Regions from separate parts of the Homo sapiens genome. Here region 2 is linked to region 1. A link is an interaction called in ENCODE POLR2A ChIA-PET data of the cell type or tissue named here. Cell type or tissue: endothelial cell of umbilical vein. All regions are shown on one strand. Each heading gives the region's core, and the rest is flanking DNA. Links, peaks and the distances in the headings are about the cores only.

Evidence for each region. Peaks named below come from ENCODE experiments on the same cell type or tissue, not always from the same donor. Only the 100,000 strongest peaks of a DNase experiment are listed, where the experiment ranks them.
Region 2: POLR2A ChIA-PET joins it to region 1 with 9 read pairs; 8 of 35 experiments call an interaction of 5 or more read pairs at or near these places.

The regions. Positions count from the first base shown.
Region 1 is chr1:28,738,777-28,749,044 of GRCh38, forward strand. It overlaps YTHDF2 (YTH N6-methyladenosine RNA binding protein F2), which reads left to right. Exons shown (of 5, transcript NM_016258.3): 4 at 3,627-5,210. Among named protein-coding and RNA genes, the nearest start is that of YTHDF2, 7.0 kb to the left of the region's middle. RefSeq lists enhancers at 4,513-5,021, 10,017-10,268 and a silencer at 9,219-9,442. In endothelial cell of umbilical vein, for the core only: no CTCF peak of the experiment used is centred there; no DNase peak of the experiment used is centred there; H3K27ac peaks cover 861 bases.
Region 2 is chr1:28,824,368-28,841,499 of GRCh38, forward strand. The region is part of intron 1 of OPRD1 (opioid receptor delta 1); the gene reads left to right. Among named protein-coding and RNA genes, the nearest start is that of OPRD1, 21 kb to the left of the region's middle. RefSeq lists enhancers at 10,791-11,291, 11,292-11,792. In endothelial cell of umbilical vein, for the core only: no CTCF peak of the experiment used is centred there; no DNase peak of the experiment used is centred there.

The DNA of each region.
Region 1 (10,268 bases), core at 6,269-10,268:
CCTCTATCAGGAAATCCCATGTTCTGAGGGTTCACCTCCTTAATACCTATTAATGTATTATAAAACAGTTAACTGCAAATGTCCTAGGCCGTTGAGATTCCCATCTCTGTAATATCAGCAACCATACTGTATTGAGAACGTAATACTGATAACACTCTACTGGCAGTAACATGTGCATGAATAATTGTCTTCTTCCTTACCAAGAATGTAGCAGTGCAGAATTTAGGGATTCTTACAGTGTTAAATATTCTGAATTTTCACCCCAGAGAACTTTGGATTCATATGATAGGGAAAGTTCTAATGTAAAATCACCTGAAGGCGGGAAGATCTCTTGAGCCCAGAAGTTTGAAGCTGCAGTGAGCTATCTACGATCATACCTGTGAAAAGCCACTGCGCTCCAGCCTTGGTGACAGAACAAGATCTGGTCTCTAAAAAATAGTCACCTGAACTTCATTCAGTGCTGCAGGACTGGCTGTCTTTCTTTTCTCTAGTTTATGGGTTCTTAGATTATCAGAACTATTTCGGAGTTAGGAAATTTTTTTTTTTTTTTTTTTGAGACGTAGTGTCAACTCTTGTCACCCAGGCTGGAGTGCAGTGGTGCAATCTCGGCTCACTGCAACCTCTGCCTACCAGGTGATTTTGCCCGCCTCAGCCTCCCAAGTAGCTGGGACCACCATGCCCGGCTAATTTTTTTAATTTTTTTGTAGAGATGGGGGTTTCACTATGTTGCCCAATCTGGTCTTGAATTCCTGAGCTCAAGAGGTCCGCCCTCCTCGACCTCTCAGAAGTGTTGGGATTACAGGTGTGAGCCACCATGCCCGGCTGAGTCAGGAAATTTTTGAGTTGAGCTGCACCTACATCTGTGGAGAATACTTTATTTCTCACCGAAGGGAGGTGTAGGATTTATAAAATGGAGTGAAAGTTAAAATACTGTTTAGCACAAATGAAGATCAATAACGTTGGAGGTTTTTGTGGCATAGTCTTTTAAAGTTGCATGTAGATTCAAATACTAATATGACCTGTGCATGTAGAAACTTGTTTGATTCAGCAGTTCTTTTGTATTATTATCTCTGATTCCAAAGACAGTTACACTGTTGTAACTAATTTAACTCCCCAGATTAATAGGCCAAAAGGAAAACTGGCAATATATCTTCCAAAATGCCCTGAAAGGTCAAGAAATTTATAAGTTCTGAACGTATGCTGTATGAAACATAGTTGGTAGTCCTGAATAACTGCATGCCCATATATGGATCTGATTATCACATAAAACTTGTAGAATCCCTGTGTAAAATTTTCAACACTGAAAGTATAGAAACCACTTGAGCAAGTGATTGGAAAAAAGTTTTCACAAAACACAACCAGTTAATCAGGAAAAGTAGGGAAGGAAGTAGAGGAATGAACTATTAATAGGTTCCTGCTATTGAAGTAGTTTGCTTACATAATCATTATAACAGGGAGAGTTGGAGCATTTAGAAGCATAATTCTAGGTAGTTCTTGTAAAACATTGTGTAATTCAAATTTTTTAGCTTGAGCATGTGGGAGCCTGCCAGTTCAGGTACAGACATTCAACTGTGTCTTGGCATAACCTGTGATATTAAGTGCATTTGATTTTTCTTTCTCAGGTAAGCCAAAGCTTAAATGTCTTTGTTTAAAAAAAATTTGGCTAATAATATAAATCTTAGATGAGTAGATGAGGAAGGGTAACCTGAGAATCTAGTTCATTGTCTAGAGTAAGTCATCTACTTTTTAGCCAATTTTTCATTACCCTATTTTGGAATAATACTTCAAGTTTAATCTGTTGATTATAGGCTGAATTTCTTATATATGTGGATTTGGGTCTGCTAAAATTTTTAACCTTACCTTTGTGAGAAATTTTAAATGTGAAAAGGGTATGTGTGAAAAGACCTCACTTTTGTTTTTATGTATTATTTATTTATTTATTTTTGAGATAGAGTCTCACTCTGTCACCCAGGCTGTAGTGCAGTGGTGCGATCTCGGCTCACTGCAACCTTCACCTCCTGGGTTCACACCATTCTCCTGCCTCAGCCTCCCGAGTAGCTGGGACTACAGGCGCCCGCCACCATACCTGGCTAATTTTTTGTATTTTTGCTAGAGACGGGGTTTTAACTGTGTTAGCCAGGATGGTCTCGATCTCCTGACCTCGTGATCCTCCCACCTTGGCCTCCCAAATTGCTGGGATTACAGGTGTGAGCCACCGCGCCCGGCTATTTATTTTTTTTGAGACGGAGTCTTGCTCTGTTGCCCAGGCTGCAGTGCAGTGGTGCAGTCCGGCTTACTGCAACCTCTGTCTCCTGAGTTCAAGCAATTCTCCCACCTTAGCCTCCTGAGTAGCTGGGATTACAGGCAGGTGCCACCACGCCTGGCTAATTTTTGTATTTTTAGTAGAGACGGGCTTTCACCATGTTGGCCGGGCTGGTCTCCAACTCCTGGCCTCAAGTGATTTGCCCGCCTCAGCCTCCCAAAATGCTGGAATTACAGGCGTGAGCCACTGTGCCCGGCCTGTTTTTATTTTATTTTTTTGAGACAGTCTGGCTCTGTTGCCTGGGCTAGAGTGCAGTGGTGCCATCTGGGCTCACTGCAACCTCGGCCTCTTGGATTCAAGTAATTCTACCGCCTCAGCCTCCTGAGTAGCTGGGCCTACAAGTGTGTGCCACCATGCCTAGCTAATTTTTTGTCTTTTTAGTAGAGACTGGGTTTTATCATGTTGGCCAGGCTGGTCTCGAACTGACCTCAAGTCATCCACCCCTCTGTCTCCCAAAGTTCTGGGATTACAGGCGGGAGCCACTGCGCCTGGCCATATTTCTCATTTTACATCCTCCAGAAACCACTGTGCATTTCCTTTTCAGGTTATAACTGAGTAGTGGGATCTATTGATATTCCCAGATAGTTTGCCAAGAGGCTAGCACTATAAACTGGTAGTGAACCTTGCTTTTTGGTTTATGATTGAGGAACGGCTGTACAGACATTTGGGCTAGAACTTGAAATTTCCATTTCTTTTTGTTATTCTTGTTTTATTATCACCTGGTTTGTATAGGAAGTTGATAAAAGGATTATCTCAACACTCAGGACTTAAACAGTTTGTGAAATGCTAAGTTTTCTCTTTACTTAGTTGTAGTGCTAAAGCTAAGGCCCATATTCACTGTATCAGCTTAACTTTAAATGTTTAAACATTTCAGTTATTACACCAAAATTTCTTATGATATAAAAAATGCCCTTGTGTTTATAGGAAATCATCTGATGTGCTGCACACTTTTTTTTTTTTTCCTGGAGATGGAGTTTCACTCTTGTTGCCCACAGGCTGGAGTGCAGTGGTGCGATCTAAGCTCACTGCAACCTCCGCCTCCTGGGTTCAAGTGATTCTCCTGCCTCAGGCCTCCCAAGTAGACAGGGTTTCATCGTGTTGGCCAGGTTGGTCTCGAGCTCCTGACCTCAGGTGATCCACCCGCCTCCACCTCCCAAAGTGTAGGGATTACAGGTGTGAGCCACCGCGTCCGGCCTGCACACTCCTTTTTATAGTATATTTGAATTGCGTGACTAGGTGGGGGGAGGAAATAGCCTGATGTTAATTTTTTGTGTTTTGATTTGCCTTTTTTTTTCTTCCACAGAATAATGCATATACTGCCATGTCAGATTCCTACTTACCCAGTTACTACAGTCCCTCCATTGGCTTCTCCTATTCTTTGGGTGAAGCTGCTTGGTCTACGGGGGGTGACACAGCCATGCCCTACTTAACTTCTTATGGACAGCTGAGCAACGGAGAGCCCCACTTCCTACCAGATGCAATGTTTGGGCAACCAGGAGCCCTAGGTAGCACTCCATTTCTTGGTCAGCATGGTTTTAATTTCTTTCCCAGTGGGATTGACTTCTCAGCATGGGGAAATAACAGTTCTCAGGGACAGTCTACTCAGAGCTCTGGATATAGTAGCAATTATGCTTATGCACCTAGCTCCTTAGGTGGAGCCATGATTGATGGACAGTCAGCTTTTGCCAATGAGACCCTCAATAAGGCTCCTGGCATGAATACTATAGACCAAGGGATGGCAGCACTGAAGTTGGGTAGCACAGAAGTTGCAAGCAATGTTCCAAAAGTTGTAGGTTCTGCTGTTGGTAGCGGGTCCATTACTAGTAACATCGTGGCTTCCAATAGTTTGCCTCCAGCCACCATTGCTCCTCCAAAACCAGCATCTTGGGCTGATATTGCTAGCAAGCCTGCAAAACAGCAACCTAAACTGAAGACCAAGAATGGCATTGCAGGGTCAAGTCTTCCGCCACCCCCGATAAAGCATAACATGGATATTGGAACTTGGGATAACAAGGGTCCCGTTGCAAAAGCCCCCTCACAGGCTTTGGTTCAGAATATAGGTCAGCCAACCCAGGGGTCTCCTCAGCCTGTAGGTCAGCAGGCTAACAATAGCCCACCAGTGGCTCAGGCATCAGTAGGGCAACAGACACAGCCATTGCCTCCACCTCCACCACAGCCTGCCCAGCTTTCAGTCCAGCAACAGGCAGCTCAGCCAACCCGCTGGGTAGCACCTCGGAACCGTGGCAGTGGGTTCGGTCATAATGGGGTGGATGGTAATGGAGTAGGACAGTCTCAGGCTGGTTCTGGATCTACTCCTTCAGAACCCCACCCAGTGTTGGAGAAGCTTCGGTCCATTAATAACTATAACCCCAAAGATTTTGACTGGAATCTGAAACATGGCCGGGTTTTCATCATTAAGAGCTACTCTGAGGACGATATTCACCGTTCCATTAAGTATAATATTTGGTGCAGCACAGAGCATGGTAACAAGAGACTGGATGCTGCTTATCGTTCCATGAACGGGAAAGGCCCCGTTTACTTACTTTTCAGTGTCAACGGCAGTGGACACTTCTGTGGCGTGGCAGAAATGAAATCTGCTGTGGACTACAACACATGTGCAGGTGTGTGGTCCCAGGACAAATGGAAGGGTCGTTTTGATGTCAGGTGGATTTTTGTGAAGGACGTTCCCAATAGCCAACTGCGACACATTCGCCTAGAGAACAACGAGAATAAACCAGTGACCAACTCTAGGGACACTCAGGAAGTGCCTCTGGAAAAGGCTAAGCAGGTGTTGAAAATTATAGCCAGCTACAAGCACACCACTTCCATTTTTGATGACTTCTCACACTATGAGAAACGCCAAGAGGAAGAAGAAAGTGTTAAAAAGGTAACCCACTTCTTCTTATTAAGATTTTTAGGGAAGGAGGAACCAGAGAGAACAGAAGAGGTATTATATAGTGAACCGTTAATAAAAACTCTGTAAATGAATACAGTATCACCTAACAGTTCAAGGCTTTATAGAAGTATAATTGGTTTTAATACTTGAACCCTAATGTGAAGGAATGTGAGAACATTAGTAGAGGACAGAAATACGGACTTTGAAAGGAAAGCAAAAACAGTACAAGGAAATCAGACAGAAACAGTACATGATGCAGAAAGAGGTGAAGAATGAGTCAAAGAGATGCAGAGGGGTAATGGAAGTGATAAAACCATAGAAATTAAAGCAGAAGATTGAGTCTATAATATGGCAGAGAAAAATCGAAATGTTCTCTGTTGGATTAACTTGGCCTAGCTGGGGTTTTGTGGTTATTTTCAAGAGTCAATATGTCATCACCAACTCTTGAAATCACTTCTGTCTTCCCTGTGACAATTGGCGGTGTAAAAGAGTCACTTCTGATTTCCTCTGTAACAAGTGGGAATCTTGGGCAGAATGATGAGGAATGGATTCAAACTAGAGTTGAATTTGAAAGAGTTGGTAGCGTTTGCTCTGTGAGTATTGAGTGAATGTAAACTTTAGGATTATAAGAGGATGATAAAACTGGTTGGAGCAGATAATGATATATTATCTGGGATTTATACTTACTTTTTTTTGGACAGGGTTCTCTGTTGCCCAGGCTGGAGTGCAGTGGCATGATGTCCGCCCACTCCAGCCTCCACCTTCTGGGCTCAAGTGATCCCCCCATCTCAGCTTCGTGACTAGCTGGGATCACAGTCATGCACCACCATGCCCGGCTAGTTTTTCATGTTTTTTGTAGAGCTGGGTTTTGCCATGTTGCCCAGGCTGGTCTTGAACTCCTGAGCTCAAGTGATCTGCCCCTGCCTCCCAAAGTGCTGGGATTACAGGTGTGAGCCACTGCAGCTGGCCTAGACATTGTTAAATGTAGGAAGTAGGTGAAAAGTTTATGAGCAAGGAGAAATTTTTCTTTGAAGATCTGTGTATTAGTGGTTGAGAGAATCCTGAGTTGATTAATCTCAAATATAAAATAAAGTCTAACAAGCAATGTTTTCCTTAAATTTGTTATGAATTCATAGGGATCTTATACGTGATCTAGGATCTGAGGCATTGTTAGGCTGCTCTATGAGAATTTACTCCTTTTAGCAGTGGAGGAAGGGCTCGTTGGTACAATCTTCTTGGAGGTACATAGTTGTTAAAGTAGGGATGGTTGCTATTTTATCTTTCAGTGGGTACAGATTAATAAGAAATGGGAGTTACACTTGTCAGTGACACTAAAAGCATTGGGAATGGAGAACCAGATTATTGAAAAGTTGGCTAATAAACTTCCTTTTTGATAGTCCTTTAAACTCCTCTCTTCCCCACAGTTTAATAGTTTAACTTAAAGTCTTCCATATTAAGCCTGGCGTCATGGCTCACGCCTATAATCCCAGCACTTTGGGAGGCTGAGGTGGGCAGATCACCTGAGGTCAGGACCAGCTTGACCAACATGGAGAAACCCCGTTTCTATTAAAAGTACAAAATTAGCCGGGTGTGGTGGCACATGCCTGTAATCTCAGCTACTTGGGAGGCTGAGGTAGGAGAATCACTTGAACCCCGAAGGCAGAGGTTGCGGTGAGCCGAGATCGTGCTCTAGCCTGGGCAACAAGAGCTAAACTCCCATCTCCCCCCGCCCCCCCCCCCCAAAAAAAAACTAACATATTTTGGCCTGGCGTGGTGGCTCACACCTGTAATCCCAACACTTTGGGAGGACGAGGCAGGAGGATTGCCTGGGCCTAGGAGTTTAAGACCAGCCTGGGCAATGTAGTGAGACCCCATCTCTCTAAAAAAGAAAAAATTAGCTGGGCATGGTGGCACACACCTGTTGTCCTAGCTACTTTGGAGGCTGAGGAAGGAGGATCCCTTGAGTCCAGGAGTTAGAGGTTGTAGTGAGCCATGATTGCATCACTGCACTCCAGCAGGGGCAACAGAGTGAGACTCTGTATCAAAAATAAATAAAATTTACAGTATTTTGTAGAAAAAGATAGTTTATTGGTGCTTTTTGCTAGACATCTGAAGGGCTCTAAATGGTCATCAGGCTTCTGTTTCTAGAGGGACAAGTAAGGAGGCCATGATCTTTTAGGCATCTTTTAGTAGCATAGCAGATTTATAGACGTCTGAGGGGCATCTAGGTGCTTGGTTTGTCCACTTGAAATGTGTACTATCTTATTAATCTTTATAATAAAATTCTGTCCTACATCTTGTGATTAAAAGCAGGAAGGAAATGATGAATTTAATGCACAGCATAGTTGTTAAGATAGACTTGTATGTGTTAGGGCCAGTGGGGAAATACAGGGTGATTTTCTTTTCAATTTTGCATTGCTGGGGCCAGATGAAGAAATATGGGTTTAGAAATGGAGTAGCAGGCTGGGCGCAGGTGGCTCATGCTTGTAATCCCAGCACATTGGTAGGCAGAGGCGGGCCGATCACTTGAGGTCAGCAGTTTGAAGCCAGCAGTTTGAGGCCAGCATGGTGAAATCCCGTCTCTACTAAAAATACTACAAAAAAAAAAAAAAAAATTAGCTGGGTGTGGTTGTGGGTACCTGTGATCCCAACTACTTGGGAGGCTGAGGCAGGATAATTTCTTGGACCCGGGAGGCAGGGGTTGCAGTGAGCTGAGATCCTGCCACTGCACTCCAGCCTGGGCGATAGAGAGAGACTCTGTCTAAACAAACAAGTAGCAAATTTAGGTTTTGTTAATTTAGCTTTTGGCCAGGCTCTGGCTCACGCCTGTAATCCCAGCACTTTGGGAGGCCGAGGTGGGCGGATCACCTGAGGTCAGGAGTTTGAGACCAGCCTGATCAACATGGAGAAACCCTGTCTCTACTAAAAAATACAAAATTAGCTGGGCGTGATGGTGCATGCCTGTAATCCCAGCTACTTGGGAGGCTGAGGCAGGAGAATCGCTTACACCTGGGAGGCGGAGGTTGCAGTGAGCTGAGATGGTGCCATTGCACTCCAGCCTAGGCAACAAGAGTGAAACTCTGTCTCAAAAAAAAAATTCAGCTTTTAATCAAGTATGTATTTTGATTATGTTTGCTAGAGTGGTTCAGTTAATGATAATTGAACTTGATATGTAGGTGTAAGATTCGTTTGTTGGAATTGACCAGCCTTTTAATGTTTTCATAGAATGAGTGCAATAGTAAACAGAATTTAGCGTCTTTGGTAAGCTAACTAATGGCTCTTTTTAAAAACCATTGCCCAGCGCGGTGGCTCATGCCTGTAATCCCAGCACTTTGGGAGGCCGAGGCGAGCAGATCACGATGTCAGGAGTTCGAGACCAGCCTGGTCAACATGGTGAAACCCTGTGTCTACTAAAAATACAAAAATTAGCTGGGCATGGTGGCAGGTGCCTGTAATCCCAGCTACTACTTGCAGTGGGCTGAGATTGAGCCATTGCAATCCAGCCTGGTGAAAGAGCAAAACTTGTCTAAAAAAAAAAAAAAACCATTCCATAAAGACTTTTTTTTTTTTTTTTGAGAGACGAATCTCACTCTGTCGCCCAGGCTGGAGTGCAGGGGTTTCACTGTGTTAGCCAGGATGGTCTTGATCTCCTGACTTTGTGATCCTCCCGCCTCTCCCTCCGAAAGTGCTGGGATTACAGGCGTGAGCCACCACGCCCAGCCCATAAAGACTCTTGATAAGTGAGTATCCTAGTTCTCAGCCGGTGAGCAAACCACCAAATAAAGGCTTCAATTATACTTCTGTCAGGTTACTTTTTAGTTTACTCTCTTGTAAGAACTGCTGGCACTGGCCGGGCGCGGTGGCTCACGCCTGTAAGCACAGCACTTTGGGAGGCTGAGGCGGGCAGATCACAAGGTCAGGAGATCAAGACCATCCTGGCTAACATGGTGAAACCCCGTCTCTATTAAATAAACTACAAAAAATTAGCTGGGTGTGATGGTGGGCTCCTGTAGTCCCAGCTACTCGGGAGGCTGAGGCAGGAGAATGGCGTGAACCCAGGGGGCGGAGCTTGCAGTGAGCCAAGATGGCGCCACTGGACTCCAGCCTGGGCGACAGAGCGAGACTCCATCTCAAAAAAAAAAAACCAAAAAAAAGAACTGCTGGGATTTCAGGAAGATGCCTATGATTGCTTCTAAGCCCAGTTACCATTTTAGTTAGTACTGCCTTACTCTCCTGTTGGTTACTATTTTCCTTAACATCTTTACATAACTGATTGTAAACTGTTCTTACAATCTTTATTAGGCTTTAAAGAACAAGCAGGTTTTATGAGAATGGGGCTCATAGCTCATTGAGATGGTAGACTCCCTTAGGTGAAGTGTTTGTGTGTGTACCTTTGTAGTATTTACGAGATTGCAGAAGCTTTCATGCCAGATGGGTGGTAACCCCATAAAGAAGTAGGGAAGTACTTAAACTTCATCCTGAAGGTGTCACAGCTGTTTTAAAGTTCCATGATTGGGCAGTATCTTGGCAGAACACACTGAAGCAGAGCCACAGCCATTTTTGCCTAGCATTATTACTGACTTGTTCTGCATGATCTAATTAACATAGAACCTTCAAGCATTAGATCTGTCAGGCTTGAAACTTAGAGCAAATTTTAGTGACATGTTTGATAGATGTGACTTACTTTTATTTTTTTAAAAAGCAATATACTGTGCTTTAGGTGTGGTTTACCTTGTTGAATACTGCAGATACTATTGTGTGACCTTTCTGCGTTTATTTAGAACTTTTCCCCAGTTAAGTATTCCCTATGACATCACTTTTGTTGGCTTCATAGTATTGTCAGACTTACTATAATTTACCAATCCCTAATTGTTGAATATGTCAACAATTTGTATTTTATTTTTTCTAATTAAAATAACACTACACTGAACATCCTTTTGTATAAATATTTACATCTGTCCTTTAGTAGTTAAATGTGTCAAAGGTATATGGTTTTTTAAAATTAGTATTTAACCACAAACTCAGAAATTCTTACTAAAGGGGTATGTG
Region 2 (17,132 bases), core at 6,354-10,353, 86 kb after region 1:
GCAGTGGCGCCATCTCAGCTCACTGCAGCTCCACCTCCTGGGTTCACGGCATTCTCCTGCCTCGGCTTCCCGAGTAGCTGGGACTACAGGCGCCCGCCACCACACCCGGCTAATTTTTTTTTTTGTATTTTTAGTACAGACAGGGTTTCACCGTGTTAGCCAGGATGGTCTTGATCTCCTGACCTTGTGATCCGCCCGCCTCGGCCTCCCAAAGTGCTGGGATTACAGGCGTGAGCCACTGTGCCTGGCTGATGGTTCTTTTTCTTGAGTACCTATTTTGTGCCAGGCACCCTGCCTAGAGATGTATATATATTATCCCATTTAATTTTTGCAGACCTCGTAGGAGGTGAGTGTGTTGCCCCCATTGTATACATAAGGAAACTTGAGGCTCAGAGAAACGACATAACATGCCCAAAGTCCCAAGATAATTTTGAAATCAGAAGAGTGTTGTTCTGAACCCAGAGCCCACACTCTTTTTTTTTGAGACGGAGTCTCGCTCTGTTGCCCATGCTGGAGTGCAGTGGCGCGATCTCGGCTCACTGCAAGCTCTGCCTCCCAGGTTCACGCCATTCTCCTGCCTCAGCCTCCCGAGTAGCTGGGACTACAGGTGCCCACCACCGCGCCCGGCTAATTTTTTTTTGTATTTTTTGTGGAGATGGGGTTTCACCGTGTTAGCCAGGATGATCTCGATCTCCTGACCTTGTGATCCACCTGCCTCAGCCTCCCAAAGTGCTGGGAGTACAGGTGTGAACCACTGCACCTGGCCAGAGCCCACACTCTTAACCATTGCCTTGTTCTCTGCCACCTTGTATGTCAAGTTCAGCCCCTCTGATTTACAAATGAGGAAACCGAGACCTAGAAAGGTTCTGTGTCTTTTGAGTCCATGGCCAAGGCTGGACTAGAACTGCTTTTCCTATCCCCTTGCTCCCTCTCCTTGTGTCTCTTTGCACAATTGGGATTTTCCAAAGTGAGAGAGAGGCAGGGAGTGGCTGGAAATAGCAGTACTTGGGAACACAAGAAGTAGGTTCTTTTTTTTGAGACAGAGTCTCACTCTGTTGCCCAGGCTGGAATACAGTGGCACGATCTCGGCTCACTGCAACCTCCACCTCCCGGGTTCAAGCGATTCTCCTGCCTCAGCCTCCTGAGTAGCTTGGATTACAGGCGCACGCCACCACATCCGGCTAATTTTTGTGTTTTCAGTAGAGACAGGGTTTCATCATGTTGGTCAGGCTGGTCTTGAACTCCTGACCTTGTGATCCGCCTGCCTCAGCCTCCCAAGGTGCCAGGATTACAGGCGTGAGCCACAGCGCCCAGCCCAAGAAGTGGGTTCTTACACAGGGCAGCCTGGCCTAGGGGCTACTGATAACACATGATAGGCCTAAAGAACTCCAGGTTCCCTGGGACAAGGCCAACAGCAGGGAGGCAGCCCTGTCCTTCATCAGCAGGTGGACTAGGGTTCAAATCCAGCTTCTTGCTGGCTGTCCACTGTTGAACTCAGCGTGCTGTCTGTTTTCTCATCTGTGAAATGGGGATGATAGAAAAACTCTACATCATTGGGTTGTCCCCCCTGAAGTACCAGGCACAGTTCTAGGTACTTGGGATGCAACAGTGATGAAGACACAGTCCTTGCCCTCATGGAGCTGACAGTCTAGTGGGGAAAAGATGGACAGTAAACAAATAGATATAAGGCTAAGGCTATAGGCAGTGAAGTCAACCGAAACAGGCATTGGGTGAGAGGGTGGCGGGGCTGCAGTTGTACAGGCATACCTCAGAGATACTGTGGTTTGGGTTCCAGACCACTGCAATAAAGCAAATATCTCAAAGCAAGTCACACACATTTTTTGGTTTCCCAGTGCATATAAAAGTTGTTTACAGCTGGGTGTGCTGACTCATGCTTGTAATCCCAGCACTTTGGGAGGCTGAGGTGGGCAGATTGCTTGAGCTCAGGAGTTAGAGCCCAGCCTGGGCAACATGGCAGAACCCTGTCTCTACAAAAAAATACAAAAATTAGCCGGGTGTGGTGACATGCACCTGTAGTCCCAGCTACTCGGGAGGTTGAGATGGGTGGAGCCCAGGAGGTCAAGCCTGCAGTGAACCGAGATCACGCCACTGCAGTGCAGCCTGGGTGAGAGAGCCAGACCCTGTCTCAAAAAAAAATAAAAAAAAAAGTTGTTTATACTGTAGTCTATTAAGTGTGTCATAGTATTATGTCTAAAGAAAAATATACATACTTCAATTTTAAAATACTTTTATTGCTAACAAAATACTAATGATCATCTGAGCCTTCAGCAAATCATAATCTTTTTGCTGGTGAAAGGTCTTACCTCAATATTGATGGCTGCTGGTTGGGGGTAGTGGTTGCCGAAGGTTGGGGTGGCTGTGGCAATTTCTTAAAACAAGGCAACAGTGAAGTTTGCTGCATCAATTGAGTCTTTCTTTCATGAAAGATTTCTCTGTAGCATGCGATGCTGTTTGATAGCATCTTACCAACAGTAGAACTTTCAAAATTGGAGTCAGTCCTCTCAAATCCTATTGCTGCTTTATCAACTAAATTAATGTTATATTCTAAATCCTTTGTTGTCATTTCAACAAAGTTCACAGATCTTCTTCACCAGGAGTAAATTCCATCTCAAGAAACCACTTTCGGCCAGAAGCGGTGGCTTACGCCTGTAATTCCAGCACTTTGGGAGGCCAAGGTGGGCAGATCCCTTGAGGTCAGGAGTTCAAGACCAACCTGGGCAACATGGCAAAACCTTGTGTCTACAAAAAAATACAAAAATTAGCTGGGCGTGGTGGTGTGCGCCTGTAGTCCCAGCTACTAGGGAGGCTGAGGTGGGGGGATTGCTGAAGTCCGGGAGGCAGAGGTTGTGGTGAGCTGAGATTGCACCACTGCACTCCAGCCTGGGTGACAGAGCAAGACCCTGTCTCAAAAACAAAACAAAACCAAAAGAAACCACTTTCTTTCTTTTTGATTTTTGTCTCACTGTGTTGCCCAGGCTGGAGTGCAGTGGCTACTCACAGGCACGATCATAGCTCACTACAGCCCCAAACTCCTGGGCCCAAGTGATCCTCTTGCCTCAGTCTCCTGAGTAGCTGGTAGTACAGGCGCATGCCATTGCGCCTAGCTTCAAGAAACCACTTTCTTGCTCATCTATAAGAAGCAACTTCTCATCCATTAAAGTTTTTTCATGAGATTGCAGCAGCAGCAATTCAGTCACATCTTCAGGCCCCACTTCTAATTCTAGTTCTCTTGCTATTTCTACTACATCTGCAGTTACTTCCTCCACTGAAGCCTCGAACCCCTCAAAGTCATCCATGAGGGCTGGAATCAACTTCTTTAAAACTCCTGTCAATATTGTTTTTTTCTTTTCCCCCTGCTCAGAGACACAGTCTTAGTCTGTTGCCCAGGCTGAGTGCAGTGATCATAGCTCACTGCAGCCTCAAACTCCTGGGCTCAAACTATCCTCTTGCCTCAGTCTACCAAGTTGCTGGGACTACATGTGTGTGCCACCATGTCTGGCTAATTTATTTATTTTTTATTTTTATTTTTTGTAGAGCCGGAGTTTCTGTGTTGCCCAGGCTGGTCTCGAGCTCCTGGCCTGAAGGGATCCTCTCACCTCAGCCTCCCAAAGTACTGGGATTACAGGTGTGAGCCACCACACCTGGCCACAAATGTACCTAATGGCAACTAGAATGGTGAATTTTTTCCAGCTTTCAGTTTCCTCTGCCCAGATCCATGAGAGGAACCACTATCTATGACAGCTGTAACCTTACAAAATGTATTTCTTAAATAATAAAACTTAAAGGTTAAAATTATTCCTTGATCCGTGGGCTACAGAATGGATGTTGTGTTAGTAAGCATGAAAACAACTTAATCTCCTTGTACATCTCCATCAGAGCTCTTGGGTGACTAGGTGCATTGTCAATAAGCGATAATATTTTGAAAGGAATCTTTTTTTCTGAGCAGTTTGTCTCAACAGTGGGCTTAAAATACTCCATCAACCATGCTGTAAACAGATGTGCTGTCATCCAGGCTTTGTTGTACCATTTATAGAGCACAGGCAGAGTAGATTTAGCATAATTCTTAAGGGCCCTAGGATTTTTGGAATGGTAAATGAGCATCGGCTTCAATTTAAAGTCACCAGCTGCATTAGCCCCTAATGAGTCAGCCTGGCTGGGTGCGGTGGCTCATACCTGTAATCCCAGCACTTTGGAAGCCGAAGAGGGAGAGTCGCTTGAGCTCAGAAGTTCGAAGCTGCACTGAGCTATGATCGTGCCACTGCATTCCAGCCTGAGTGACAGAGTGAAACTCGATCTCTTAAAAAAAAAAAAAAAAAAAAAGCCAGGCGCAGTGGTTCACGCCTGTAATCCCAGCACTTTGGGAGGCCAAGGCAGGTGGATCACCTGAGGTCAGGAGTTTGAGACCAGCCTGACCAACATAGTGAAACACTGTCTCTACTAAAAATACAAAAATTAGCCGGGTGTGATGATGTGCACCTGTAATCCCAGCTCCTCGGGAGGCTGAGGCAGGAGAATCGCTTGAACCCAGGAGGTGGAGGTTGCAGTGAGCCGAGATTGCGCCACTGCACTCCACCCTGGGTAACAGAGTGAGACTCTGTCTCAAAAAAAAAAAAAAAGGAGAGAGAGGGAGCATCAGTCTCTCCTTGAAGCTTTGTAACCAGGCACTGACTTCTCTCTAGGAATGAGAGTCCTAGATGATATCTTACTCCAATAGAAGGCTGTTTTGTCCCCTTGAGAATCTGTTGTTTAGTGTAGCTGCCTTCATCAGTGATCTTTAAAGCCCCATGGACCAGCCTCTGCCACCTTCAAACTTGTCTTCTACAGTTTCCTCACCTCTTTCAGCCTTCTTAGAATTAAAGAGAATTAGGTCCTTACCCTGGATTAGGCTTTGGCTTAAGGGAATGTTGTGGCTGGCTTGATCTTCTATCCAGACCACTCAAACCTTCTCCATATCAGCAGTTAAGTGTATTTTGTTTCCTTTCTTTCTTTCCTTCTTTTAAGACAGAGTCTTGCTCTGTTGCCCAGGCTGGAGTGCAATGGCGCGATCTCGGCTCACTACAACCTCCTCCTCCCAGATTCAAGTGATTCTCCTGCCTCAGCCTCCTGAGTAGCTGGGATTACAGGTGCCCGCCACCACACCAGCTAATTTTTTGTATTTTTAGTAGAGATGGGGTTTCACCAGGTTGGCCAGGCTGGTCTCGAACTCCTGACCTCAGGTGATCCACCCACCTCGGCCTCCCAAAGTGCTGGGATTACAGGCGTGAGCCACCGTGCCTGGCCTTCTAGATTTTGATCTACAGTGCAAGACATGCGACCCTTTCATTTTCTTTTTATCTTCTGAGACAGGGTCTTGCTCTGTCGCCCAGGCTGGAGTGCAGTGATGCAATCATGCCTCACTGCAGCTTCAACTGGCTGGGTTCAAGTGATCCTCTTTCCTCAGCCTCCGAAGTAGCTGGAACTACAGGTGCGCACCACCATACTCAGCTAATTTTTTAATTTTTTGTAGAGATGGGGACTCACTTTTTTCCCAGGCTGGTCTTGAACTCCTGAGCTCAAGCAATCCTTCCAGCTCAGCCTCCCAAAGTGCTGTGATTATAGGTGTGAGCCACTGCACCTGGCCCTTTCTTTCACTTGAACACTTAGAGGCCATTGTAGAGTTATTAATTGGCCTAATTTCAATATTGTTGTGTCTCAGGGAATAGAGAGGCCTGAGGAGAGGGAGAGAGATGGGGCAATGGCCAGTCAGTGGAGCGGTCAGAACATACACATTTATCAATTAAGTTCATCCTCTTACAGGCGTGTGGTTTGTGGCACTCCAAAACAATTACAGTGGTAGCATCCAAGATCACTGATGGCCAGGCACGGTGGTCATGCCTGTAATCCCAGCACTTTGGGAGGCTGAGGTGAGAGAATCGCTTGAGCCCAGGAGTTCGAGACCAGCCCTGGCAACATAATGAGACTCCATCTCTACAAAATGAAAAAAACAATAGCAAGGTGTGGTGGGACATGCCTGTAGTCCTAGCTACTTGGGAGGCTGAGGTGGAAGGATTGCTTGAGCCTGGGAGGTCGAGGCTGCAGTGGGCTGTGATAGTGCCACTGTACTCCAGCCTGGGCAACAGAGTGAGGACCCAGTCAAAAATAAAACAACAACAACAACAACAAAAACACTAATCACAGATAACCATAAGAGATATAATTATGAAAAATTTGAAATATTGCAAGAATTACCAAAATATGACATAGATACAAAGTGAGCACTTGCTGTTGGAATAATGGTGCTGATAACTTGCTCATAGCAGGGTTGCCACAAACCTTCAATTTGTAAAAAACACAATATCTACAAAGTGCTTTAAACGAGGCATACCTGTATATGGAGAGGTCAAAGAAGAGGAGACAAATGAGCAGAGGACTGTTGCTTGGAGGAAGAGTGTTTTAGGCAGAGGGAACAGCAAGGGCAAAGGTTAAGGGGGATGATGCTGTATGGCTTTAGCACAGGGCCTGGCCCACAGCAAGAAGCCATTGGTGATAATGAGGCCTTTTGGATCATTGCCCAGCACCTGGGAACCAGGGCAGGAATTAAGCCAGAGCGGAGATGCTGCTTCTCCTGGCCCCACCAGATGCTGTCCCCACCAGATGCCCCTGCAGGACAGATGGAGATAATCTGTTTCCCTTGGTTACAAAAACTCATCCTCCCACAGTGCTGGGAAATACCCCACATCTAGTGATTTTCCATTCCTCCCTGAGGGGAGCGAATGGAGCTGTCCTGCTGGGAGGGGCAGGTTAGCCACAAGACACTCCTTCCACCTGCCTAGGCCTTGTTGTCCCATATAAGAGAGGGCTCGGCCTGGTGTGGTGGCTCACACCTGTAAGCCCAGCAATTTGGTAGGCCGAGGTGGGTGGATCACGAGGTCAGGAGATGGAGACCATCCTGGCCAACATGGTGAAACACTGTCTCTATTAAAATACAAAAATTAGCCGGGCGTGGTGGCGTGCGCCTGTAGTTTCAGCTACTCAGAAGGCTGAGGCAGGAGAATCGCTTGAACTTGGGAGGTGGAGGTTGCAGTGAGCTGAGATCGTGCCACTGCACTCCAGCCTGGGCGACAGAGTGAGACTCCGTCTCAAAAAAAAAAAAAAAGAGCTCAACAGCAAAGCATAGCATACTGACTCGGTCGGAGTTAACACCAAAAATAGAACTGCTGACTTTTTTCTTTCTTTCAGTGATCATGGCTCACTGCAGGCTCAACTGCCCAGGCTCAAGTGATCCTCCCACCTTAGCCTCCTGAGTAGCTGGGACCACAGGCACCACCATGCCTGGCTAATTTTTTTATTTGTAGAGATGAGGTCTCACTATGTTGCCCAGGCTGGTCTTGAACTCCTGGGCTCCAGTGATCCTCCTGCCTTGGCCTCCCAAAGTACTGGGATTACAGGCATGAGCCACCATGCCTGGCTGACCTTTTTTGGATGCTGACAAGGTGGCCAGCTTTGTGCCAAGCTCTATGTGAAGCATTGCACATAGGTTATTTCATTTAATTCAGCCAGCTCTATGAGTTTAGTACCATGTTTCTCTCCATTTGACAGATGAGAAAACTGGGGCTCAGAGATGATAATTCACTTGCCCAGGGCCACAGTTAGGAAGTGGCAGAGCCAGCCTTTGAACTGAGGCCCCTTGACTCTCAGAGCTCAGATGTACAAAGTGTCCATGAAGCAGTGTCCATGAAGCAATGTCCATGAAGAAGGCTGAACCTATGATACCCTCTGATTTCCACTGTGGAAAAATGACTTTTTGATACAGCCAGGGATTGGGAGAGGCTGTGGAACAGAGCAGACTTATTTGTAATGTCATTAAAATAATTTAAAAAATAATCCATTGTTAATAAACAAAAGGAAAGAGAAGCTCTTTTGGGTCCCAGGCAGAGAGATGGCATAAGAAGTAAAGGCCAAGCTCAGTGGCTCCTGCCTGTAATCAAGTCGGTAGGAGGCCTGCTTTGGGAGGCCGAGGTGGGAGAATCGCTCGAGCCCAGGAGTTCAAGACCAACCTGGGCAGCACAGGGAGACCCCATTTCTACAAGAAATACAAAATTAGCCAGGAATGGTGGCACACACCTGTAGTCCCAACTTCTTGGGAGGCTGAGGTGGGAGAATTGTTTGAGCCCGGGAGCTGGCGGCTGCAGTGAGCTGTGATTGCGCCACTGCACTCTAGCCTGGGTGGTAGAGTGAGACTCTGTCTCAAAAAAAAAAAAAGTAACATACAGCATGGCCAAAGGCCTGGAGTCTGCCTGGGCTTTTTGGAATGCCTGGCTTTGCATCTCAGTTCTGTTCATTCTACACTCCTGGATGAGCGCCTTTCATCTTTGGGTCAGTTTCTTCTATAAACAAAATGGGAATATACTGAGACCCACTTCCTGGGGTGTGTGTGATTCAAATGAGAGAACATGTGTGATGCTCTGAACAGGGGCTCCCTAGCCCATTGTCTTCAAAGGGTATTTCTTTGCTGGGGAGCTGGGTGGGTACAGGTTAGGGAAACTGTAACATCTACATCACTGTCACTAAGAATAATAAACTTGTGGACATTATTTACGTGGAATTGTGGGACTGAAACATTAAGCTGGCAGATGGTGAGGACTCAAAATCATGAAGAACCGAGAAATTACAACTGTGGAAAAAATGAGCCTGTGTTTGACAAGATTAGAAGGCTCTCTACAGGAGACCTTGCATGCAAAATCTCACTGAGTCTTCACAACACTTCTATGAGGTAGGAACAATGTAATGTGCCCATTTTACAGGTGAAGAAGCTGAGACTCAGAGATGAAAGACTTTTGCCTAAGGGCACCTGGTTAGTAAGTGTCTGACAGCAAAGCCCCCCATGTGATGGTGGGTGTCACTGCCCTTTTCCAGCTCAGGAGACTGCGTGGCTCTGTGGCACCAGCCTTGGCCTAGAGCGTGGGCTTTGGGTCTGTATCAGGCATGATCCTATCAGAGAAAAAGCACCAGTAGGATATATTTCAGGGAGTTGGCTTATACCGTTGTGGGGTCTGGCTGGGCAAGTCTGAAAGTGGTAGGTGGAAAACTCAGGCAGGAGCTGATGCTAGAGGTGGAGTTTCTTCTGAGAAATCTGTTTTGTTCATAAGGCCTTTGAACTGATTGGAAAAGGCCAACCCAGATGATCAAGGATAATCTCCTTAAAGTCAGCTGATGGCAGATACTAACCACAGCTACAAAATCCTTTCACAGCAACGCCTCGATTAGTGTCTGATAAAATAGCCGGGTACTATAGTCTAGCCAAGTCGACACATCAGACTAACCATCACGGGGCCAGACAGACCTGGGCTTGAGTCCTGGTACTACAACCTGTCAGCTGTGTTTCGTTGGGCAAGTTTCCCTGACTCTCTGATCCACAGTCCCCTCATCTACCAAATGCCGTGGTAGTGCTTACTACATTTGGCTATCAGGATTAAATGCAATGATATAAATCACAGTGCCTTCATCCAGTGCCTGTCACCTAGAGAGAGGGAAGACACACACAAAAGTAGGTGGTCACAAACCAGTGTTCTGTTTTTTTGTTGCCCAGGCTGGAGCGCAGTGGTGTGATCTCGGCTCACTGCAACCTCTGCCTCCTGGGTTCAAGTGATTCTTCTGCCTCAGCCTCCAGAGTAGCTGGGATTACAGGTGCACTCCACCATGCCTGACTAATTTTTGTATTTTTAGTAGAGACAGGGTTTCACCATGTTGGCCAGTTTGGTATCGAACTCCTGACCTCAGGTGATCCGCCCACCTCGGCCTCCCAAAGTGCTGGGATTACAGGCGTGAGCCACCGCGCCCAGCCTTGAACCAGTGTGTCCCCATGACAGTGCTGCTGCTTGTTTCTGTGCTTGCATTCCCTTTTACCAGTTCCTCCTGGAGGGCAGGAACTGTGTCACATTCATCCTCAATCCTGTTTCGTAGCTTAGTCCCTCACCCTAAGGAGGCATCACTAAGTATTTCTTTCTTTTTTTCTTTTTTTTTTTTTTTTTGAGATAGAGTCTTGCTCTGTCATCCAGGCTGGAATGTAGTAACTCGATCTCGGTTCACTGCAACCTCCACCTCCTGGGCTCAAATGATCCTTCCACCTCAGCCTCCTGAGTAGCTGGGACTACAGGTGTGTGCCACCATGCTGGGTAATTTTTAAATTTTTGATAAAGATAAGGTCTCCCTATGTTGCCCAGGCTGGTCTCGAACTCTTGAGCTCAAGTGATCCTCCCACCTCGGACTCCCAAGGTGCTGGGATTACAGGTGTGAGCCACTGTGCCCATTCAGGTACTTCTTAAATATCCAGATGGCACTTTGTTAACGAGATTTGGTCTGTAGAGTTGTTGGGATCTATAATAAAAATCACCCAACTACGAGACAAGAGGGCAGTAAGATGTGCAGGAACCTCAGGCTGCTGTCTCCTTCAGAGAAACCCCTGACTTTTCAGCTTAGAAAGTCTTTCCTCCAGGGAGCCTTCTCTGATTGCTCCTCACCGCCCTTCCAGCCAACAGGTAACCCTCCTCTATGTTCCCACAGTGTCCTGTGTGTCCCCCGCCATTGGAATAGGGTCTATGCACTATTTCAGACACCTGTTTGCTCCCCTGTTCTGCTCTCCCCACCATGAGTGGGTGTGGGGTAGAGGGAGTATATCCTTTGTTCATAGCTGGAGCCCCAGCAGAGGGTCCAACACTCAGACAGCATGTCACTAGGTGTTTGTACAAAGGACCTGTCCTATTTCCAGAGGTCCAGGGTCTGATATGCCACATCCTTGTGGGAGTCTGCGTTCTTGGGCCCCCATTGTGCCTGCTGCCCCATCCCTGGTCCAGCCACCCCTAAGCCAGAAGCAGAGCCAGGGTGGTGGGGAGGAGCTGCTCTTCCCTGGCTGCCATGAGTGTGTTGTTCTTGAACTGAGGTGAACGAGGCATCTGTCCTGCTTCTTGTTGAGTGTGACCTGGCTGGCCTCCCTGCTCATGTTCAACTCTGGGGCCTGGATTTCTCTGTTCCAGCCTTTAATCTTCTCCTATGACATGCTCTCTGGGCTTCATTATAATTAACCACTTTCCTTCCTCAGGCTGTGCCAAAACTGAGACAGCTAATTAATTTCTGGCCACTTGCCACTCTCGTTAAGTGGTGGGCAGGGATGCAGCCTGCAGCTCTTGCTGCCCAGCTGGGCTTGTTTTGCCAGTCGTGGAGGGCAACCACCCTTTGTCTGCAAATAGAGGGAGCCCCAGCTGGACCCCGGCTGACTGGCAGTAGCTTCATTGAAGCTATTTGTTCCCCCACAGTGGGCAGAGCCTTTGTGATCACTGTGGTAGATGTGCCTTGGTTTCCTCATTTGTAAAATCAAGGGAATGAACTTGACCTGCAGCAGGGAGAAGATTGGGTGGTGGTTAGGAGTGTGGGTTCTGGAGTCCAAGGAACCTGAGACCCAAGCTAGGCCCTGCCATCCCTAGCTGTGGGCCTCTGGGTGAGTTACTTCATCCCTCTGAGCCTCAACATTCCCCACCTGTAAGATGGGGAGAGCAGTGCTCACCTCCTGTGGCGGTTGTGCGGATTCAGTGGGTTATGGAGCACATGGCTGCCACTTAGGAGGGAGACTGGCACATAGTGAGCGCTCGTAAACGCTCTACCCAGACATCTCTCCTTCTAGGCTAACATTCTATATTCTTGATGGAAAAAAGGCCTTCTGTTGTGAGAGCTGGGGTGTGGAGCAATTTTAACAGACATTGCTTCTGTGTTTAGGCCATGCCTGGTGAGATGGTTAGCCCCTTCGTATAGTTCCCTAGGGCTGCCATAGCAAATTGCCATAAACTGGGTGACTTAAAACATAAGACATTTCAGCCAGGCGCGGTGGCTCACGTCTGTAATCCCAGCACTTTGGGAGGCCAAGGCGGGTGGATCACAAGGTCAGGAGTTCAAGACCAACCTGGCCAATATGGTGATACCCCGTCTCCACTAAAAATACAAAAATTAGCCGGGCTTGGTGATGTGCGCCTGTAGTCCCAGCTACTCAGGAGGCTGAGGCAGAAGAGTAGCTTGAACCTGGGAGAGGTTGCAGTGAGCCGAGATCGCGCCACTACACTCCAGCCTGGGCGACAGAGCGAGATTCCATCTCAAAAAAAAAAAAAAAATTAGACATTTCACAGTTCAGGAGGCTAGAAGTCTGAAATCAAGGTGTTGGCTGGGCTGTGCTCCCTCCGAAGGCTCCGTGGAAGAACGCCTGCTGGCCCGGCTTCGGTGGTTGCTGGCAATCCTTGGCATTCCAGCTACCTCACTTTAATTTTTTCCTGTTTTCACATGGCCATGTATGTCTCTGTGTCTTGTGTCCTTTGTTTGATACAGGGCCTCTCTCTGTTGTCCAGGCTGGAATGCAGTGGCATGAACACAGCTCATGACTTCCTGGGCTCAAGCAATCCCAAGTAGCTGGGACCAGTGTGTGCCACCATGCCCAGCTATTTTTTATAGCAGCGGTCCCGAACCTTTTTGGCATCAGGGACCAATTTCGTGGAAGACAAGTTTTCCATCGATGGGGGCAGGGTGGGGGAACGGGGATAGTTTCAGGATGATTCAAGCTCATTACATTTATTGTGCACTTTATTTCTATTATTATTACATCATAATATATAATGAAATAATTATACAACTCACCGTAAGGTAGAATCAGTGGGGCTCCTGAGCTTGTTTTCCTGCAACTAGGTGGTCCCATCTAGGGGTGATGAGAGACAGTGACAGATCATCAGGCACTAGATTCTCATAAGGAGCTTGCAACCTAGATCCCTTGCATATGTAGTTCACAGTAGGGTTCACGCTCCTATGAGAATCTAATGCCATTGCTGATCTGACTGATCTGACAGGAGGCGGAGCTCAGGTGGTAATGCGAGCAATGGGGAGTGGCTATACATACAGATGAAGCTTCACTCGCCCACTGCTCACCTCCTGCTCTGTGGGCTGGTTCCTGTAAAACAGGGTTGGGGACCAGGTGCAGTGGCTCACACCAGGAATCCCAGCACTTTGGGAGGCCAAGGCAGGCAGATCACGAGGTCAGGAGATCGAGACCAGCCTGGTTAACATCATGAAACCCTGTCTCTACTAAAAATACAAAAATTAGCTGGGCATGGTGGCGTGCACCTGTAGTCCTAGCTACTCGGGAGGCTGAAGCAAGAGAATCACTTGAACCCAGGAGGCGGAGCTTGCAGTGAGCCAAGATCGTGCCACTGCACTCCAGCCTGGTGACAGAGTGAGATTCCGTCTCAAAAAAACAAAAAACAAAAAAAACAAAAAAAAACCCAAAAAATGGTTCGGGACCCCTCTTTTATGGAGAGTCTCACCGTATTGCCCAGGCTGGTCTTGAACTCCTGGACTCAAGTGATCCTCCTACCTCAGCCTTCCAAAGTGGGATTACAGGTGTGAGCCATGACACCCAACTCTCTCTTCATGTAAGGACACCAGTCATATAAGGACCCACCCTAATCTAGTATGACCTCATCTTAACTAATTACATCTGCAAAGTCCCTATTTCCAAATAGTGTCACATTCCGATGTTCCTGGTGGACATGGATTTTGGGGCACACTATTGAATTCAGTATACCCTCCCAAGGCTTACTTTCCTCCTCTGTACACTGAGGATGGCAGCAATTTCATAGGGTTTTTGGAGTGATTAAATGAGGTGATCTCTGTAAATGTCATAGTAGCATTCGATAGAATGTGTCAGTTGTGTAAGCACTGAGTCCACATAGCTGCTGAGATGGAGATGGTGGTGAAATGATGATAGTGATTGAGATGGTTCCATTCATGGACCTACCCTATGCTGGTTAATCACTAGACACAGGGACCTAGAATGTAGACATCTGCCAAGAGCCGGGACCTTGTCAGAAATTCTGAAGTCTTGGACAGGATTCTCCTTCCCCTTTAGCCTCAGCCACCTTGAACCTCACCTGAGACTTAGTTCCTAGGTCAGCTTGAAGAAGCAGAAGGAACTTGGTTTCCCAGAAGTCAGCAGAACAGATTTTCTGTGTGACCTTGCACAACTGTTTTCCCCTTTCCAGGCCTCAGTTTCCCCATCTGTAAAGTGAGAGAGGAGGTTTGAACCCATTGTTACCCATCAGAGCCTCTTCCAGCACTGAAGTTCCAACACAGGGCTCTGTGTCTCACCCCCATGGTGGCAGGTTACCAAGAGCCAGCAGAGAAGTCAGGGGCCCTGGGACTCCAGGGGCAGCCTCAAAGGTACATTTTGGATCCATCTTGTTCACTTGAGCAAGAAGAGAAGCCACTATGATATGGGTGCACCAGGCAGAGTGCTAGGAACATGGCAGGCATTACCTCATTTGATATTCCCCACACCATCACGAGGCAGGAAAGATCATGATAACCAGTTCACAGAGGAGTAAACCGAGGCTCAGAGAAGTTAGAGCTCACCCAAGATCAATGCAATTAGTTAGGGACAGAGCTGGGGCTTCAGTAGGTGTGTCCAGTGTCAAAGTCCATGCTTCTCCTTGGGCTGCCCTTTTTTTTGGTTGTTGTAAGAGATGGGATCTAAAGCTGTGTCGCCCAGGCTGAAGTGCAATGGCTATTCACAGGCACCATCGTGGCACACTACTGCCTTGAACTTCCGGGCTCAAGTGATCCTCCTGCCTCAGCCTCCCAGGAGCTGAGACTATGCATACTTTTTCAGATTAGTTCCCTGGGGCTGCCAAAATAAATTACTGCAGACTTGATGGCTTAAAACAGAAATGTATTCTCTCACAGTTCTGGAGGCCAGAAATCCAAAATCAAGGTGACAGCAGGGCTGTGCTTTCTCTGAAGCCTCTTGGGGAGAATCTTTCCTTGCTTCTTCCCGTTTCTGGTGGCTCCAGGCTCTTCTTAGTTTGCAGCTGCATCGTCTAATTTCTGCTTCCCTCTTCACACGGCCCTCTCCTCTCCTCCCTGTGTGTCTCTTACAAGGACACTTGTTGCTGGAGTTAGAGTCCCCCTCAATGATCCAAGATGGGCTTGAGATCCTTAACTTAATTATGACTGCAAATGATTTTGCATTTATAGTGAGCAGCTGTTATTTCTGAGAGCTCGAACAGCATTTGGGAATAAAATTAATTCTAAATACTCCAGCAATCCACACTGGATTTGGTTGGAGACCAAATGAGCTTTGGTCTAGGCTGGAGCCGTTTGTTCAGTTTGGTTCCTGAGGTACCACAGGGTCAGTGCGACTGGGTGTAGACGTTCTCACCTTGTTGCTGTTGTTGTTACTGTTTTTGATTTTAGGTCTCTTGCCCCCACCTTGAACTCATGGGCTGTTGTGCATCAGTGGGAAAAAAAAACCCTCAGTTTAGTTAACGACAAATTAGCTACCTTGGATAAATGATCAGAGTAAACATTTCCCCCACGACCAGCAGAGCTGAGTCACTTCAGACTTCAGGGCAAACCGGGTCAGGCCCAGGCATCCTTCAGGGCACCTGGGCTGGCCCAGGGTGAGCATGGGAGAAGGTAGGAAGGGAGGGAGGGAAGAAGGACGAAAGGAGACAGTGCAAGGGGAAGGGAGGATGAGGAAGAGAGATGCTCTGATTCGATCTCTTTGGTCTGTTGCTCATTACTGAGGATCAGGGCACCCTGGCACCTGCACTCAGGGTTCCTCCAGTAAGCGCTGTGTCTCCTCTGAGCCTGGCCCTGTGCTGGGTGCTAGGTCCTGGGAGACAGCATGAAGGGGACACAGTTCCTGCCTGAGGGATGTCTCAGTCTAGTGTGGAAGACAGACACATGAACATTTATTCATTTCACAAATGTGTTTTGAGTACCTGCTTTGTGCTGGGTGCTGCTGTAGGTTCTAGGCTCTTCGTGATAGCCAAGACAGACGTGATCCCTGCCCTCTGGGAGCTTATATATATATGAGATAGAGTCTCGCTCTGTCCCTCAGGCTGGAGTGCAGTGGCGTAATCATAGCTCACTGCAGCCTCTACTTCCTGCACTCAGGTGATCCTCCCACCTCAGCCTCCCGAGTAGCTGGGATTACAGGCATGAGCCACTACCTGGCAAAAAGAGTATGTGAAGGACACATAGAGTACTTTGGGTCCACAGGAGAGAAGCTAAAACTGAAGCCAAGAAGAAGGCACTGGGATTTCGGGGAAAAGCACTGGGTTTGACTCTCTGCTCAGCCTATTTGCCACTCTGCAGCCTGGGGCAAGTCCCACTGTCTGTAAATTGGGAATAATAAACACTGTCTGCCCCATAGTGAGGATTAAATAATGTAAAATACGGGGCCAGGCGTGGTGGCTCATGCTTGTAATCCCAGCACTTTAGGAGGCCAAAGTGGGTGGATCACTTGAGGTCAGGAGTTCAAGACCAGCCTGGCCAACATGGTGAAATCCCGGCTCCACTAAAAATATGAAAATTAGCCGGGCATAGTGGTGGGCAGCGGTAATCCCAGCTACTCGGGAGGCTGAGGCAGGAGAATCGCTTGAACTGGGAGACGGAGGTTGCAGTGAGCTGAGATCACACCACTGCACTCTAGCCTGGGAGACAGAATGAGACTCCGTCTCAAAAAAATAAAAAATAAAAATGAATAAATAAAGTAAAATGCTTATCCCAGTGACTGGAATATAGTAAGTGTCCAACAAATGTTTATTATCTGTTAAAAAACAAAACCAATTACAGGCTTAAGGAGCACATAAACCACACCTGAGAAAGACCTAGCACATAGTTATCCATGAATACTGGCTGCTGCCCCCTTGGGACCAGAGGTGTACATTTTGTTCTGAATTGACCTGTCCTCTTTGCTCCACTGGGCCCCACATTCGTGCCTGTGACGTTGTTCTGATGTTTATAAGTCTGTCTCTCCCTGACCCCACCTGGGCTGTGAGCACATTGTCTCCAAATCCTTAAACCAGAGCCGGGTTGGGGAATGTGTGAGAAGCAGATGAATGCTACGGTGTGGGCCCATCCCCAGCCCAGCCCGGCCCCTTGCCATGGCCAAGGTTTCACAGGTGCAGGTGGCAAGGAGGCTGGGGGAAAGCGGACACAGACCCAAGTGGTTATGAGCTTAGGCTCTGGAAACCAGATAGATATGCGCTTGTGTCCTGTCACCGCCACTTCTTAGCTGTGTGTTTTGGGTGAGCATC